Regions from separate parts of the Homo sapiens genome. Here region 2 is linked to region 1. A link is an interaction called in ENCODE POLR2A ChIA-PET data of the cell type or tissue named here. Cell type or tissue: MCF 10A. All regions are shown on one strand. Each heading gives the region's core, and the rest is flanking DNA. Links, peaks and the distances in the headings are about the cores only. Region 1 has its middle 5.4 kb from the start of WDR64. Region 2 overlaps WDR64 (WD repeat domain 64).

Region 1 (9,015 bases), core at 3,401-7,400:
TATTGCCAAGTTGGAATGTCTCTGTCGGAGGGGAGGTTATCTCGGGGCTCGCATGTCTCTGGTCAGGGAGGGGTTTATCTTAGGGTTGGAATGTTTCTGGTCGGAGATGTCATTTGTGGTGTATGGTCATGCTGACCTTAGCCATTAGGCTGATGCTGTTTGGATTTAGGTGGTTTTTGATCAAGGGGAACTTTAAAATGGCAGTGCTTGTCCATGATGGTGATGCACCTGCTCTGTCAAGGTTGTTATTTAGACAAGGTGGTTATGGGCAGGAGTACTGTATTGGTATGTTGGAGGAACAATAAGGAAGCAAGAATGAGAATCGGGAAATGCAGCCAGTCAGGTGGGTGTGCAGTGAATGGCCAGAATATGCAGGACCTTGGCCATTTCAATAAAAGGACTTTGGCTTTTACTCAATCAGAGTAAAGTCCAGGGCAATGCCTACTAGCAGTGAATGCAAAGGAGGAGTAAGAGGCCTTTGACAAATGCTTAAGCATTTTTGACACAGTAATTTTACAATACTATGAACCATTAAGGACATTTATTGAGCTTGACAGAAACAGGCAATGATAAGGATATATGTTTCTTTTTTAATTTTAGAATTATGTAATGACAGGATAATGGCAGAACACTACAATCTTTTATTAAAAAAAAAAACAAAAAACAAACAAATGAAAAACACCAGCATGATATAGTTTGGATGTTTGTCCCCACCCAAATCTCATGTTGAAATATAATCCCCAATATTAGAGGTGGGTCCTAGTGGTAGGTGTTTTGGTCATAGGGGGCGGATCCCTCATGAATGGCCTGGGCCATCCCCTTTGTGATAAGTGAGCTCTGGTCATCTAAAAGTGTGTGGCAACTCCGCCATCCCACTCTCTCTCTCTCTCTCTCCCTATCTGGTTGTCGCCATGTGAGATGCCTGCTCTCACTTTGCCTTCCACCATGAGTAAAAGCTCCCTGAGGCCTCCCCAGAAGCTGAGTAGATGCCAACACCATGCTTCCTGTACAGCCTGCAGAACTGTGAGCCAATTAAATCGCTTTTCTTTATAAATTACCCAGTCTCAGGTATTTACAGCAGTGCAAGAACAGCCTAATACACAGCATAAGGACAAACATGTAGACCAATGGAATAGAATAGAGAGCCAAGATATAAACTCTTACATATATGGTCCATTGATTTTTGACAAGGATGCCAAGGCCATTCAATGGGGAAAGGAGGAAAGGACAGTCTTTTCAACAAATGATGCTGGGAAAACTGCATATCCATGTGCAAATGAATGAAGTTGGAGCCTTACATTATATCATATATAAAAATTAACTCAAAATTGATTGGAGACCTATATGTAAAAGCTAAAACTATAAAACTTTTAGAAGAAAACTTCTTGGGTATGACACCAAAAGCACAGGCAACAGGAGAAAAATAGCTAAATTGGACTTTATCAAAATTAAAAACTGTTATGCATCAAAGGGCACTATCAAAAGAGTGAAAAGACAGCACAGCAAATGGGAGAAATACTTGCAAGTCATATATCTGATAAGGCATCAATATTATAAAGACCCCCTACAACTCAACAACAAAAAACTCCACACAACCCAATTCAGAAATAGGCAAAGGATCTGAGTAGACATTACTCCAAAAATATACTAATGGCCTAAAAGCACATGGAAGGAAACTTACTGTGATTAGTCATTAGGGAAATGCAAATCAAAGCCACAATGACATACCACTTCACACCTACTAGAAGGGCTATCATCAAAAAACAAAACAAAACACAAAAACAAGTGTTGGTTTTTGTGTGGAGATGTGTAGAAATTAGAACCCTGTCGTACTGCTGATGGGAATGTGAAATGGTGTGGCTCCTGTGGAAGACAATTTGGTAGTTCCACAAAAAGTTAAACATAGAATTATTGTGAGCTCATTCCTGTAATCCCAGTGCTTTGGGAAGCTTAAGCAGGATGATCACTTGAGGCCAAGAGTACAATGACCAGCCTGGGCAACATAGTAAGACCCCATCTCTTCAGAAAAAAATAAAAAATTAGCTGGGTGTGGTGGCACATACCTGTAGTCTCACCCAACTATTCAGGAGGCTGAGGCAGAAGGATCCCTTGAGCCCAGGAGTTTGAGGTTGCAGTGAGCTGTGATCGTGTCACTGCGCTCCACCCTGGGCAAGAGAGTGAGACCCTGTCTCAAAACAAAAAAAATTGCCATATGATCTAGCAATCCTATTCCTAGGTATATACACAAAAGAATTGAAAGCAGGGACTCAAACAGGTATTTGTATACTTATGTTCATAATAGGATTATTCAAAATAGCCAAAAAATAGAAACAACTCAAATGCCCATCAACAGATGAATGATACATGGAATGTGATATATACATACAATGGAATATTATACAGCCATATTTTAAAAGAAATGAAATTCTAGTACATGCTACAACATGGATGAACCTTGAAAACATTACGATAAGGGAAATAAGCCAAACACAAAAGGACAAATATTATATGATCCCAATGATATGAGGTACCTATAACAGGCAAATTCACAGAGACAGAAAGTAGAATGGTGGTTACCAGAAGCTGAGAAGAGGGAAGAATAAGAAGTTAGTGTTTAATGGGTAGAGAGTTTCTGTTTAAGATGACGAAAAAATTCTGGAGACGAATAGTAGTAATGGTTGCACAAGATTGTAAATGTACACAATGCCACTGAATGGTATACTTAAAAATGGTTAGAAAGGAAAATTTTATGTTATGTATATTTTACCACTTTTTTTTTTAAAAAAAGAAAAAAGCATGTGCAAATTGTGCCTGCATTTCACTCTCTCAGAGTGGGAGAAATAAACTACTATAACCAGTTGAGGAAGCAAGCTGAACTCAGTATGCTGCAACCAAAAAGCAGCTTGTTCTCCCTACTCATTTCAAATGTTTTCTGACCATTTGCTCCTTCCTGCCCTTAGATGGAATTTTGGCAGCTTCCAAAGCTTTTCTGCTCCCTTGCAGTTGACATCAAGGCCAGCACATTGTAATGCTGAAAAGCTAAAACTCACGGAAAACTCGCTTGTCCACACCCTCCAAGATACAGCCAGCCTCAGGCCTGGAGAACTTCTGTGAGGGTGGAGGTGAGAAGGAAAACAACTTTAGCTTCCCCCATTTTCTTGATCCGCTCGCTACCTGTAGATGCTGCTCTGGGCCCCTTTGAGATTGTGAGGGAAAAAAAATCTTCCTTGATTGGTTAAGTTGTAGTCTGATATTGGTGCTCTCTGCCAGGCACGGTGGCTCACGCCTGTAATCCCAGCACTTTGGGAGGCCGAGATGGGCAGATCACTTGAGGTCAGGAGTTCGAGACCAGCCTGGCCAACATGGTGAAATCCTATCTCTACTAAAAATATGAAAATTAGCCAGGTGAGGTGGCATGCACCTGTAATCCCAGCTACTCAGGAGGCTGAGTCAGAAGAATCACTTGAACCCAGGAGACAGCAATCCAGCCTGGGCAACAGATTGCAACTTTGTCTTTTAAAAATAATTGATATTAGTGCTCTCTGGTTGTAGCAAGTTTTAAATGTTGGGTTTTTCTCTTCTAGGATGATTTTCAGGTTCTCTAGAGAAATTGAGATCTCTGGCATCTTTCTCACACAACTCTCTCGACAGAGGCAATGCCTTTAGTAGCTGTCTGCTGGGATCTCACTCTCTGACCCTGCTTGGGGACCCTCCCAAGCTGACCCAGTCTGGCCCCTCTACTGAGAGTCTAGCGTCTGTTCCTCTGTACATATGTATGCATCTTTTGCCCTGCCAAATTCTGGAAGTGGTCTGCTGCAGAGAGCTGGCCAGCCCCAGACTCTCCCTGTCAGTGCCCCTGGGATGGAAAGAAATGGGGAGATGTCATGGCTCCTCCATGCTGAACACTCTCTCTGTGGAAGTGCTCATTAAGGATATCCTTGAGCTCCTAATGAACTCGTTGCCTTCTCTTAAATAGTTTGAAGGTGAGCAGGAGCTAATGCTTGCGGAACTGGTTCCCAGTGACTGCACACATCCTCCCGCGTGGGCCGTCTAGCCTGTCCTTTAGACAGAAAGAGGTTCATTTAAAACCCTCTAAACACCCTCTTACATTGGAACATTAAATTATCACAATACCTATATTCCAAGGAAGTCCTTTGCAAAGTATAGGGGAGCGAGGAATGGAGACACGTTTCATTTGACATTCTTGTTTGGAAACTGATAACCCCTAGCCTTCTGCATCATAAGGGGACAACAGAGAGGGAACTTCCATCAAGCATTCCTTTTCCCAGGGTTGAGACACATTCTTCCCTGGCCCCTCTAACCTTGGTCTCTGGTGAGCAGCAGAAGAGCCCTTACTGAAAATCTTGTGAAACATGTATGCACTTTTCCTACCTTAGGAAATGCAATTTAGTGGATGTGCTTGAACTTTTTTTTAAAAAAAGGAGAATCTAGCATGCCTTAAGTTTCTGAATGTCAATGCTCCTGGTGCATACAGCTCCTCAGATGGGTGAGATGTAGGGATCAGCTTAATACATAAACTGTGTATCTGTCCACATCCACTCAACCCCCAAATACATACATTTGTTTTTAAAATAAAATCTCACTTGTTACATTGCTGTTAAAAAATGGAGTTTATGGCTGGGCACAGTGACTCATACCTGTAATCCCAGCACTTTGGGAGGCTGAGGCGGACGGATCACGAGGTCAGGAGATCGAGACCATCCTGGCTAACATGGTGAAACCCCGTCTCTACAGAAAAAATTAGCCGGGCGTGGTAGCAGGCACCTGTAGTCCCAGCTACTCAGGAGGCTGAGGCGGGAGAATGGCGTGAACCCAGGAGGTGGAGCTTGCAGTGAGCCGAGATCGCGCCACTGCACTCCAGCCTGGGTGACAGAGCAGGACTCCGTCTTAAAAAAAAAAAATGCAGTTTACATGACAGAGGAGGTAGGGAAGAGTAAACAATTTCCAGAAGAAACTGGTTAGTGAAGTTATGATTAATTTACATATATATATATATCTCCACACCAACACCCATTATAGTGGAAGTTTGGTACACTGGGGTCAAAGAGAACATTTATAAGTTTCCTGAGGGAGGAAGATTAAAACAAGCTATGGACAAAGCATCAGGGATCAGAATAGCTTATAATCAGCAACGGAAGCTGATCAGAATACAGTCCTTCTAACAGCAACACTAGAAGCAAAAAGACAATGGAGTAATATCTTCAAAATATTTAAAGAAAATAATTTCCAACCTAAAATTCTGTACCCAACCAAATATCAACAAAGTGCAAGGAAAGATCAGGATGTTTTCAGATATGCAACTATCAAAAACATATCTATCTTCCAGGCCCTATTTCTGAATATGAGTCACCAAAATGAGGGAATAAATCATGGTGAGGAAAGACATAGTATATAAGCTTGAGGATGAGGGAATTCTCAAAATGATGATGAAGGGGGATGGTAGCAGGACAGCCATGCCCCTGTGTGTATAAGGCATCAGTCCAGACTGCAGGGATATGACTCAAGAGACAGCCGTGTTGAGGAGTGTGGTCACCAAGATGGCTTCTGCTCTTGTGTCATCTTTTTATTCTGAAAATGTAAGGGTGAGCCTTGCCCAGATTCTTAACAGTACCTGGTCACCAAGGGCCATGTACTGTTGAAGCTCCTGCCTACCTCTTTGTCCCCTGCCATAGGCATTAGCTGAGTATACTCATTTCACCGCAAAGGAGTTCTTCATTGATTTATCCTGGAAACTGGAGTTGGCCATCATGAACCCAGAAGCAGAAAATCCAGAGCAACCTATTGCTCCAATAGCATTTCTGCCAGATGACTGGTACCAGGCCTACACAACAGACCAGCTGAGGACCCAACCATGGGCCTTGTGTCATGGTAGCACTCCTTCCTCATACGGGCCCTTATAACATTCATGGAAGCTGAAGCCAAACTAACTCACAGCAATTATTCCACCTGCTTTTTTCTAGAGTCTTTTTCTGACAGTGCCAATATCATTTCTTTGTTTACACAGCTAGGTGTGTGTTTGCCTCTGGCTCTTTAAAATGACTGCCTTTCATGGTCATTTATATGTAAAAAATAATAAAATAGCAAAATACTTCATTGAGAAAAATAGGTATTAAAGAAAAATATACACTTATGAAGGACATTAGAAACACAGGGACAGGTTTATGAAGTTGTACATTAAAATTTAAATAATGTGCATAGTTCTGTTGAAACTAAAATTATCAAAGTATGTGGTCTGGGCTTAGAAGGCAATTTTCTAAAATTAATAGTTTTGTAAGAGTGTAGGAACATGAGTGATTTTCAATGTTCTTTAAATCTGTGGCCACATCATTTCCGCAACCGAGAAAATATAAGCACAAATGCATCCGGTAGCTCTATAAATGACCATAATAGCTGTGACTTGCTCCTGCATATAACAGCAAAGATGTTCCCAAAAGCTTCTGCCATAATGTGCATTTATACCTACTATCAACACGTCTCCTCCTCCTACTCTGTTTAGCCCACCATTCCACTGAGGTAGGCTTTCTCAAGGTCACTAGCATCCACGTTCCAATGGTTAATTTTCAGTCCTCATCTTACGTAGGCCCTCAGCAGTACTTGGCAAGGTTGACTGCTCCTTCATACTTTAATGCTTATCCATAGATATTTCAGTATCTGGTTCTAAAATACAACATCACATAAATAACAGTGCTATGGTCCAAACGTTTATGTCCCCCCGAAATTCATATGTTGAAACCTAACTCCAAGGTGATGGTACTAAGAGTTGGAACCTTTCGGAGGTCATTAGGTCATGAGGGTTTCACCCCCATAAATGGGATTAGTGCCTTCATGACAGGGCTTGAGGGGACCTGTTTGTCCCTTCCACCATATGAGGACACCTAAAAGGCACCATCTATGAGGAACAGGCCCTCACTAGATACAGAATCTGCTGGAGCCTTGATTTTGGACTTCCCAGCCTTCAGAACTGGGAGAAATTTCTGTTGTTGATAAATTATCCAGTCCAAGGCATTTTGTTATAGCAGCAGGAATGGACTAAGACAAACAATATAACATAAAATATAATTATTAAATCTAAACAATGAACAATAATTTATTATTATCATCAAATATCTACTTGGCGTTCCAATTTCCAATTGTCTCATGTATTTTAAACTCTTTTTAAGTTTGGTTGTTGAGTCAAGATCTAAATACAGTCCACACACTGTGGTTGGATGGTGTTTCTTTAAAGTCCTTTTTAATCTATAGCTCCCCTCCTCCTTCCTTTTGTCTTCCTATGCAATTTCTTTATTGAATAAACTGGATTATCCATCCAGTGGCTCTTTCCTTTTCAAAACAGCTTTTCTTCTTGGCTTCTAGGATGATCCTTTCTCTTGGTTCTCCTTGTACCTCACTAGCCACTCCTATTTACTCAGTGGTTCTTCTTGATCACTCTGCCCTCCCAACACTGGCATGCTCAGGGTTTGATCCTCACCTTGCCTTCTTCTTTATCTGCATTGATTCCCAGGTGATCTCATCCAGCCTAATGGCTTTAAATACAATGCCGTCTGAATGCTGATGACTCCCAAGCTCTCCCCTGAACCCTGGATTCTTACGTCTGGTTATTCAACATCCACAATTGTTTATCTAATAGAATTCTCAAACTTAACATATCCTGAACTGAATCCTAATTTCCCCCACTCCCCACAATCTGCTCCTTCTATTGGATTCCTCCCTCCCAAACATAGGAAATTATAATTCCATCCTTTTGATTTCTTAGGGCCAGGATCCCTGGAGTTGTCCCTGATCCTTCTCTTGCTCTCATACCCCCATCTGATCTATTAGCACACCTGTCACATCTACCTTCACACAATCTGACCACTTCGCACAACCTCCGTCACTAGTGCCCTAATCTCAACCACTGTCATCTCTTACTTGCATTACTGAAATTTCCACTTAACTGCCTTCCCGGCTTCTACCCTCTCTCCCTTTCAGTTTATTCTCCGCAAAGCAGCTGGAATGATTCTTTTCAAATGCACGTCAGATCATGTCACTGTTCTGCTCAAAAACATCCCATCTCAGAGTAAAAGCCAAAGTCCTAAAACAGCCAATAAGATCCTACGTGATCTGGATGCCACCCCCTGACTCTCTTGCCTTCTCTCTCTACCTCTCTCTCTCATCCCACACCACCTCAGTCACACTGGCCTCTGTCGTTTCTCAGATATGTGAAGCACACACCAATCTCAGGACTTTACGCCTGCTGTCCCTAGAACATCCTTCTACCATTTATCCACATGACTTGCTACCTCACTTCTTTCAGGTTTCTGCCCAGAAATCTTTCTATTAATGGGGAATTCCCTGATCTCCCTACCTCTTTTACTTTGATTTTTACCCCCACCCTAATACACACAAAATTCCTCTCTCTTCGTAGCACAATTGCTCACTGATACATTATTTATTTGTTTGTCTGTCTTCTGCATTAGTCTATAAACTTGAGAAGCTATTTTATTCACTGCTGTATCCTTAGTGTCTAAAACAGCCTCTAGCATGAAGTGTGTATTCAGTAAATATTTCCTAGATGAATTAATGGTGAATGCATTAGAATTGTAGGAAGAGTGGTTCTCCAGACATCACTGTACAGTGGTTTGAAAGCTTTAAAGGAAAAAGGAGGAGAAACAAATGGGGTTGGGGGATTTTTCTTTAAATAAAATCTTACTGCGCTCTCCTAACAGATAGTTAGAGGTGGACACCAAGAAGACAGTACTGGAATTGGAGGTGCTCTGAAATGCCATCTGCTTCATCTCTGAATGCAAGTTCTTGAAGAATGTTTTAAAAGATGGACTACCAAGGGGTAGGAAATTTATCTAACTCACCTAAGCCATAGGAAGTTAACTAATTGTTGAGAAACATTAAACAACTTCTCCTTCCCATAAAAAGTTGAAAATTGGAAAACCGGAGTCAATAGCATTTGGACTAAGTCGGATTGGAGATTGCAATGACTGGGAAGGAGATGTGCAGAAA
Region 2 (9,015 bases), core at 2,809-6,808, 100 kb after region 1:
GTGTCACCAGGGAATAAATCCAGTTCATATTTCTTTTGTCTGCTGAGCTTGCAATTGTTCCATTTCTAACCTTGCTTCAGGCTTACAGTACCAACTGACCACTTCTTCCATGGCCAGGGGCTGCCTGGAATAGAGTCCCTGCCTGTCTCAGCCCCTACATTTGCAGCAGACACAGTAACTATTAAATGCACTTTATCTTTTAGAACTTTCTTTGATAAAACCAACATTCAGGGCAGAGCGCTAGGAAATGTGTTAGATGTACAGAGTTCCATTTTTGAGGCTGTTTTGAATATGGTGTAATTCTGATGAGAATTGAAGGGCTTCTTCAAACGGATTACTTGATATTTTCGTTCTTTCCCATAGGTATGGGAACTCGAGACTGGGCTCCAAGTATACCAGATTTTAGAACCTCATGGTTTCAATACTGAAGTGACTTCTGCAGCTGTCGATGAAAGTGGATTTCTTTTTGCCACAGGAGCGTATAATGGTCAGACTAACATCCAGAATGTGGCGTCCCTGCTTTAGTGTCCTGAGAATTTCCGCCAAAAACTCTTTCGTTCTTTAGGGTAGAAGGAGAGCATGAAGCAGGCTGGACTATGTCTGGGTGCCAGTGAAATTCCTGTGCCTGGGTGAATAGTGGTAGAGTCCCTTATCTAACAGGCATCAATGTCTTGATATGATGTTAAAAATAATTCCTCACATTGCATTTACATAGTTGCTTTAACAGTTTGCAGAAGTCTTTTGCATATGACATCTCATCTAATCTGTGTTGCACTGACTCATCCTATCTTTCCACTTTTGGGTACCATCAGCCAAGAGACAGACATCAGATTCAGTGCTTGCTAACAATAATTTTACCGACAGTAGATTTCTGGACCAGACAAAACATCCAGCCAACTTTGTCACATTACTCCTATATTGGAATTCTATATTGGCATTGTTCATATGTCTAGCCTTCGTGAGGGCATGTTCCATGCCAAACTTGAGAGGATGCCAGGCCCAGGTTGGGCTAGGCCGTTTGGTGTGCCTTACGCTATGGAGCACTGGTAGGACTTCCAGGAACTGAAGAGCTACAGACTGCCCTGCCTTTCACCCCACTCACGACATACTAAATGAAAGAACTGCTTTATCTAGACCATATGACCGATTGCATGAGCTACTCTGAATATATTTACCCTAGGCCTATACGCATAAGCCAGTTGATGACTCGAGTGAGCATCCTGATGTGTGAAAGTCTCACTTTTAAAAGTGTGAGCAGATGACAACAGCACGTGAAATAAAATCATGAATGCTGAGTTGATGGGGTATGAATAAATGCAACTGCCCTTCACGTGGATCGGTTCTTGAGAAAGCAGTCTTAACTGTTCCATAAGCACACCCTGCATAGACATGAAATGTGGTTGTTGAGATTCTGAGCAATGTACACAATTATTATCAGGCAGAAGCATTAAGCAATTCAATATATGACTGACAATAGTATTGTTTATATGCAAGCAAGCCATATTTTACATTGTTAGTTCTAGAACCTAGAATTCTTTCAGATATTGAGTTTGTCCTCCTCAAAGGTACATACGTTAAATTTATTTTATTGTGTTTATTTATTTGGAGTCAGAGTCTCACTGTGTTGCCCAGGCTGGTCTTAAAGTCCTGGCTTCAAGTGATCCTCCCTCCTTGGCCTCCCGAGTTGCTGGGATTACAGGAGTGAGCCACTGTGCCAAGCCCTCTCTGTTAAATTGACAGAGATCCAGGACACCCTGGGAAGTGAGATTCTGACTCCCAGAGAAGTTCAAACCACAAGCCACTGGTCTCCTCGCATTACTACCCACCCATCACCTGGGAAAAGCTGAGGAGTACGTCTCTCTGCTCTCAGCTCCACTAAATCTGACTGCCCAAGTCCCAAGGTAGCAGGAAATCTGGACAAGGAGATTGTCCTCTGCATAACCCAGCAATGTATGAGAACACGATAATGTCTTTTAATTGTTTGTGTGACTGTTTTCCTATAATGCCACAGAGTCCTTGAGGGTAGGCACTATGATTATTCATTAAATATCCCCAGCTCCTACCACAGTGCTGGGTATATAGGGAGTATTTAATCAATGTTTAATGATGTTCCAACAAATACTGGGGGTGTGAGTGTTGCTGATGGGGAGAACCTGGTGTAGGGGAAGGAAAATAGTGCAGTGAAAACACTCTGGGTGTCGAGCAGGATTCGAGCTGAGGGATAAGAAATGGGGTAGGGTTAAAGGAGGAGAGGAAAAGACCTGTGGTTCACTGGAGTCTGAATCTGAGGTGACCACTATAAAAGCTCATGTGAGAAGAGAATTCTCTACTCTGAGCAATGACCTAGAAATAGGCATTCCACAACTGTACTGTTTATCATCCCTCTGGCCCCTTCTTCCAGGTCCCCCAAAGCAAATGAATGAAGTTAACAATAAAGAAAGTGTCTCCATCCATTTGAGCTGCTACAACGGAATACCATAGAGTGGGTGGTGTTTTAAAAAAAAAAGTTTATAGCAGATTTATTGATAATAACCAAAAACTGAAAAAAAAAAAATTTTCAACAGATGACTGGTTAGACAAACTGCAGTAGAACAATACAGTGGAATACTGTAGTTATTACAAGTAATACAAAGAAACAAGCTAGTTATATTTGCATCAGTTTGAATGAATCTGAAAGGCACTAACAAAAGACAAAAGCCAATCTTAAAAGGTCACGTATTCCATTTCAGTTCTTTTTTTTTTTTTTGTGATGGAGTCTTGCTTTGTCACCCAGGCTGGAGTGCAGGGGCGCAGGGTCTCGGCTCACTGCAACCTCCGCCTCCTGGGTTCAAGTGATTCTCCTGCCTCAGCCTTCTGAGTAGCTGGGACTACAGATGCCTGCCACCATGCCCAGCTAATTTTTGTATTTTTAGTAGAGACAGGGTTTTGCTATGTTGCCCAGGCTGGTCTCGGAACTCCTGACCTCAAATGATCTGCCCGCTTTGGCATCCCAAAGTGCTGGGATTACAGGCGTGAGCCACCGCACCCAGCCAATAACATTCTTAAAATAACAAAGTAAGATGTCTTCAAAATGACAAACTTTTAGATAAGTAAAACAGAACAGCTTAGTGATTACCAAATAGTGACGGCGGGGGTGGTGGTGACTATGAAGGTTAGCACAAGGAAGTTCCTGTGGATTGATGGAACATTTCTGTATATTGGTTGTGCAAATTTATACATACGGTAAAATTGTGAAGAACTAAACGCATACACACACGAGTGCACGTAAAAAACTGGTAAAATCTGGACAAGGTCTGTAGTCTAGTTAATGGGATTTTCTAATGTCAATTTGCTTGTTTTAGGATTATACCGTAGTCACATGGGCTGTAAGCAATGGGGGAAGTTGGGAAAAGGTACACAGGACTCTACTATTTTTGCAACTTTCTGTTTCTTTTTATTTTTCAAAGTTCAAAATAATGTAGAAAGTTAACAAATTTTGCCAAACACTGAAACACTGATACAAATCTTTAAATTTGTACATTAGTTGAGGTCTCAAATGTCGTGTATCAGATTAATTAAAATGCTTTAAGCACTATCAGAATTGGAGCTGACAGTGTCTCCTTGGTATGTAATAAGATGGAAAGAGTGTTGGGCCCATACTGACATCTAGAAAAAAAGCAAGCTGATCTATGAAATCAGAACTTTTCTTGAACCTATGCGAGAATCGATGTTGCAGGCAAATAGCCTGAAATCGAAGGAAAGACACAGGAAGGAAAGACTTCCTGGGAAAGACAGGCACTTCCGCGGAAGGCAGGACACAATTACTGTCTTACCTAGGGCAGTGATGAGAAGGAAATTGGGCTGGCATTCAGGTGGGTGAGAATGTAGTCAAATTTGTAAGAATTGCTGAGATCTGAGTGTAGGATAGCATGAGAGTACAGCGCTTCTAAAAGCCAGAAACACAAAGGGACTGTGCGTCCATTCCCATGCTCCTCACAGAGCTCGTCACATGTCACACAGTGCTGGCCTCCCTCATGGTGCAGATGTTGGGGAGAGGAACAGCCAACACTGTGGAGCCACAGAAAGTCCCACCAGCATCCGTCTTACCGACAAAGCAAAAGCCTAAGCCACTGAGGGAAGGGCAGCAAACCCTCCTGCTGATACTGTAGATGAAGACCTATTGTAAGGGAGAAAAAGCTGAGCAAATTCTTCTCTACCTCTTGAGGGGAGATAGGAAAACCTCCTGGGCTCAGACCATTTGACATGCCTTACCACTCAGGGCAGGAGGACTGGGGGTTTTTCAACAACAGAAATTGATTTCTCTCAGTTCCGGAGGCTGGGAAGTTCGAGATCAAGGCGCTGGCAGATCTGGTGTCTGGCAAGGGCCCGCCTCCTGGTTTATAGATGGTGCCTTCTCATTGTGTTCTCACATGACAAAGGGGCAAGGCAGATCCTTGGGGCCCATTTTGTTACTTACTTTTCTTTTTTTGTCTGAGCCACAGCAGATCTCAATTTGGGGCCTTTTTTATAAAGGCACTAATCCCATTCATGAGGGTTCTACCCCCATGACCTAATGATCTCCAAACACCATCACGTTGAGGTTTAGGTTTCAAACAGAAAGTATAATTTTAAGTGTAAGAAAAACACTTGGCCGGGCACGGTGGCTCCTGCCTGTAATCCCAGCACTTTGGGAGGCCGAGGAGGGCAGATCATGAGGTCAGGAGATCGAGACCATCCTGGCTAACATGGTGAAACCTCGTATCTACTGGAAATACAGAAAAATTAGCCGGGTGTGGTGGTGGGCGCCTGCAGTCCCAGCTACTCTGGAGGCTGAGGCAGGAGAATGGTGTGAACCCAGGAGGCGGAGCTTGCAGTGAGCCGAGATCGCCACTGCACTCCAGCCTGGGTGACAGAGTGAGACTCTTGTCTTAAAAAAAAAAAAAAGAAAGAAAGAAAGAAAAAGAAAAGAAAAGAAAAGAAAAACACTCGACACTTTTCTTTCACTTTCCTCCCACGTAACCAACAAAACCACTCCAAGCTTGGCAGTTTCTTACCGGCTGGGATTCCCTCCAACTTTTTATTATCTAATAAGAGCTAAAGTCCTAAAACATGTCAGCACATTAGGAAATGTGACAGATTACTGGAATGATCTTTCACTGTGAATAATAGTCGTGGCATGGTAGCGAATATTCCCATGTTCGGGACTGGGTGTTTAGCACACTGAGAAGCGTTGGGAGAATAACAACAGAAGAGACTCACTTTAGAGCAAAAGCTTAGTAGGAGAGCCTGAGGGTAGATTTCAAGGCGTTGCCTGGTCCTGTTTATTTATTTATTTTTTTCAGCCTGTGACAAATCAAGGCATAAAGGAATAAATTTCATGCACAGCAAGCCTGGGAAGACTCACCCATCTGAGTAGGGAATAAATATAGGATAAATTGTTGGCAGAAAGCTTTCGATCGGATGAATTTTCTCTGAGCGAAAAGCCAAGCTTTCTCTAAGTCATTTTTACCCACATAGTCTTTTTCTCTGTATGCTCAGGAACAGTCAGAATCTGGGACTTTGGCAGTGGGCAGGAGATGAAGGTGTTGCCGGAGGGGAAAGACTGGAAGGAGGACGAGCACTGCCTACGACGCCTCATTTTCCTCAAAGCCCAAGAAAAACACCAGCAGCTGGTCCTGGCCTTGGAGCGCAACGGGACTATCAAAATGATCCAGGTTTACAATCCCACTTCATACTCGTACTGCAGGTGCCCTTTTTGGGAAAATCAAATGAGTCAGTGGATAATCCCCACCATGTAACCCCGCTCTTGGTAGCCAGCTGAAGATGGTATTTATCCTCAGCCTTCCCGTGATGCTCCTCATTAACTTTGCCCAGGTTTAGGCAAAGAGCAAAAAACAATCGCTGCCCAGCCACGGCATGCTGCCCATCAAGCTTCCGCTGAAGGGTTAGTCAGGGTCTCCTAAGGCAGGTGTCAGGAAGGCTAAATTTATACTCAGCTGCCACCTCTGACATGCTTTATACGCTCATATGGGAATAATTCACTGGCAGAACTGCTTTCCAGCAGGCTCTGTCCCTTATAACCCATAATGCATTCAGGAATGCTCAAGTCACTTTTCCAGTTTGTCACCAAAATCGCTTTGTTTATTTTAAGGTTAATGACGCAATCTGCTCAGGGCTGTTTGGGGAGGATTGAGGTAGGCTAATTTATTTTTCCTATGACTCTATTACCACCTGGGAATGCTAATGCCCTCTTCAAATTTATAATGAAGACTAGATCATTTATCCTGGCTATTGAGCGGATCTCACCCCATCACCTCGAACTCAAGAACTCATTGCCTTTACCCTTTTGAAAGCTAAGATCAGAAAAGAAAAGTCTTGTATAGCACAGCAATCATGAAGCACCAGCTTAAGATAACTGATGACCTAAGAATGGGGAAAAAGGAGTGAAAAACCTGCCTGATGTAATATACTCTTCTCTTGTCTGAGTAATCCAAAATGGCACTGTAGAAAGGAATTTCTTAGTAATAATACACTCTACAATGAACGAAATGTTGACTTTTGCTTTACAAAGTGCCATTGTTCATCAGGATGCCCTTCCTACCAGACAATGTCTGTTGTCACAAATGCTCCTTTTTTAAGGGCTGCAAAAAGTAGCATGGAACTATTCACTCACCAAAATTGTTTTTAGTTCTACTGTAGCATTTTTCACATTGATTATTCTGGTTCTGCATTTAGAACCTGCAGATTGATCTTGGTAGGAACTGAAAACCTCTCTTATTTATATTTGTATTCTTGGCCATGCCCAGAGTAGGTGCTCATTAAGGATTAAAATAATTTTAAAAATAAATAGAGAAAGAACCTCTTCTAAAGTAGACAATAGTACATTTATGAGGGGTATTTGGAGAACTTTTATTAATGTTGGAGCGGGCAGCTTTATAATATAATGTTGAAAGTATCCTTATTTACTTATTATTATTAGTGTATTACTATTATTTACTTTATTATTATATCTGCCTATTTGAAATAAAATAATTTGATTTACATACTTATTTTCTAGAATACTTTCATTCATTCATTTTTTTCAATGACCAGTTACCAAATATTTGCCATGTTCCAGAAGGATATTCCCTTTCACCATGAAATGCATAATTTAATAAGGGGGCAGTGATCCACCTACTACAAGTGTTGTGAGTGCTTTCACAAAGTGTCTCAGAAGCTTGTATGGTGGGATGGTTGTCAGACTAATCTGGTAGCCAGGCCATTTTTTTTCCAACTAAAAAGGGAACAAGCTTTATAATAAATTTCTTTCCCTAAATTCCAAACCCCATTTCTCTGTTTGCCCAGAAACTGGAAGGTGGGCAGGTGGAAGTTGGAGCTGAGAGTGGAATGGAGGAAAGATAAACCCAACCTCTATCTCTCTATCTTCCTAGATTCCCAGCTGCCTTAAAAACAAAAACAAAAACAAAAAAACAAACACCCCCATCCCGGCTCCACAAAACCAAAAAGCCAAAACCTGCTTCAGTGATCACATTCAGTTATTCAGGAAACATCGCTGATGCATTATGAGCTGAGAAGGGTCTCCAAAGTATCATGTACTTTTAAATGTGTTCAGACAGTCCTTAACGGCTTAAATATAATATCTCTCTTATGCTTCTGTTCTTGGTTTTATTTTCTCAAGTCTCAGAAAAACCCTTGTGCAACTGCCCGCTCTGGGCACAAATCATCACTGTGCTGAATATTCTGGGCATGATTTCCTAGCCACGTAACAAGAGGGCAGACCGTAAATTGACTGGTCTATTAATACAACTTCATAGAAAACAAGAGAAGAAAACAACAATTCTTCTCATAATCTCAGTTTTAAGGGGATAGAATTGCATTCTGCCTATATGAAACCTTTGGCAAATTTGAGAAAAATTTGCCCCCAAGCCATTGTTGACAAAACCATAGGTTGGTGAGAGATTACTGTTCTAACATGATAAACAAAGCACTATGGGGGTTCCAGGAAGATGATTAATTGACCCCAAAATCATTCAAATTCTAAAGACCCACTTACTTCCCTTCCTTTTAACCACAGTGCTTTATGAATCTACTCATATAGCTGTATTTCTGTGTCCTTTAAAGTAAATGATCTTTCTTTATGAAGCAATTAACATAATAATGCTCTTAGCATTATATGAACTGCTGTTTTCCTAATCAATTCCTAAAGACCTACCAGCCAATTCCAATATAACATAAAAGATTTCACCAATTAGAGATGAAATGTAGAAAATAAGGGTAACTTTTCACAAAGCTACTTTTACTTCATTTAAATTTTAAGATTATATCTTTCCTACTGTTTTATATTACTATAGCCTTTCTTTTCATAAAATAATGGTAGTAGAGTTTCCCATCTCCTTCTCCCTCATGTCCTCACTTGGTAAAATTGAATGTTGGTAACTCTAGGTCAATCTTCAAAAGGTGTTTTGTAAATTCTGCTGCTCTGTGAATTCAGAAAGTCTGAGAGCCACTGTCATAGGAGGTTCCATTGAAACCGGTTAAACCTATTAAAAACCACTGTTGGGCTGGATATAGTGGCTCATGCCTGTGATCTCAGCACTTTGGGAGGCCAAGGCAGGAGGATAGCTTGAGGTTAGGAGTTTGAGACCAGCCTGGGCAACATAGTGAGACACCATCTCTACCAAAAAATGTAAAAATTAGCCAGGCATGGTGTCACACACCTGTAGTCTCAGCTACTTGGGGAGCTGAGGTGGGAGAATTGCTTGATCCTGGGAAGTCAAGGCTGCAGTGAGCCAAAATTGCACCACTGCACTCCAGCCTGGGCGACAGAGCAAGACTCTGTCTCAAAAAGACACACACACAAAAAACAAACCACTGTCAATAACTCATACCACCAGGTGGGCACATAAATCTAACTAAGCTATTACTCAGTGTCAATATCTGGTCACTCTTGAGATATTGCTGAGATTCATTCCTTCTATCCCACAATGGCACAAACTGTAAACAAAGAATCCACCAGTACGTAGGAGTACTATGGGC

What was found. ChIA-PET counts read pairs that join two places held together with the same protein. Peaks named below come from ENCODE experiments on the same cell type or tissue, not always from the same donor. Only the 100,000 strongest peaks of a DNase experiment are listed, where the experiment ranks them.
Region 2: POLR2A ChIA-PET joins it to region 1 with 5 read pairs; 6 of 35 experiments call an interaction of 5 or more read pairs at or near these places.

Annotation. Positions count from the first base shown.
Region 1 is chr1:241,642,399-241,651,413 of GRCh38, forward strand. No RefSeq gene overlaps it. Among named protein-coding and RNA genes, the nearest start is that of WDR64, 5.4 kb to the right of the region's middle. In MCF 10A, for the core only: no CTCF peak of the experiment used is centred there; a DNase peak (open chromatin) is centred at 5,473.
Region 2 is chr1:241,744,030-241,753,044 of GRCh38, forward strand. WDR64 (WD repeat domain 64) reads left to right here. Exons shown (of 28, transcript NM_001367482.1): 13 at 364-487; 14 at 5,518-5,693. Among named protein-coding and RNA genes, the nearest start is that of WDR64, 96 kb to the left of the region's middle. In MCF 10A, for the core only: no CTCF peak of the experiment used is centred there; a DNase peak (open chromatin) is centred at 5,212.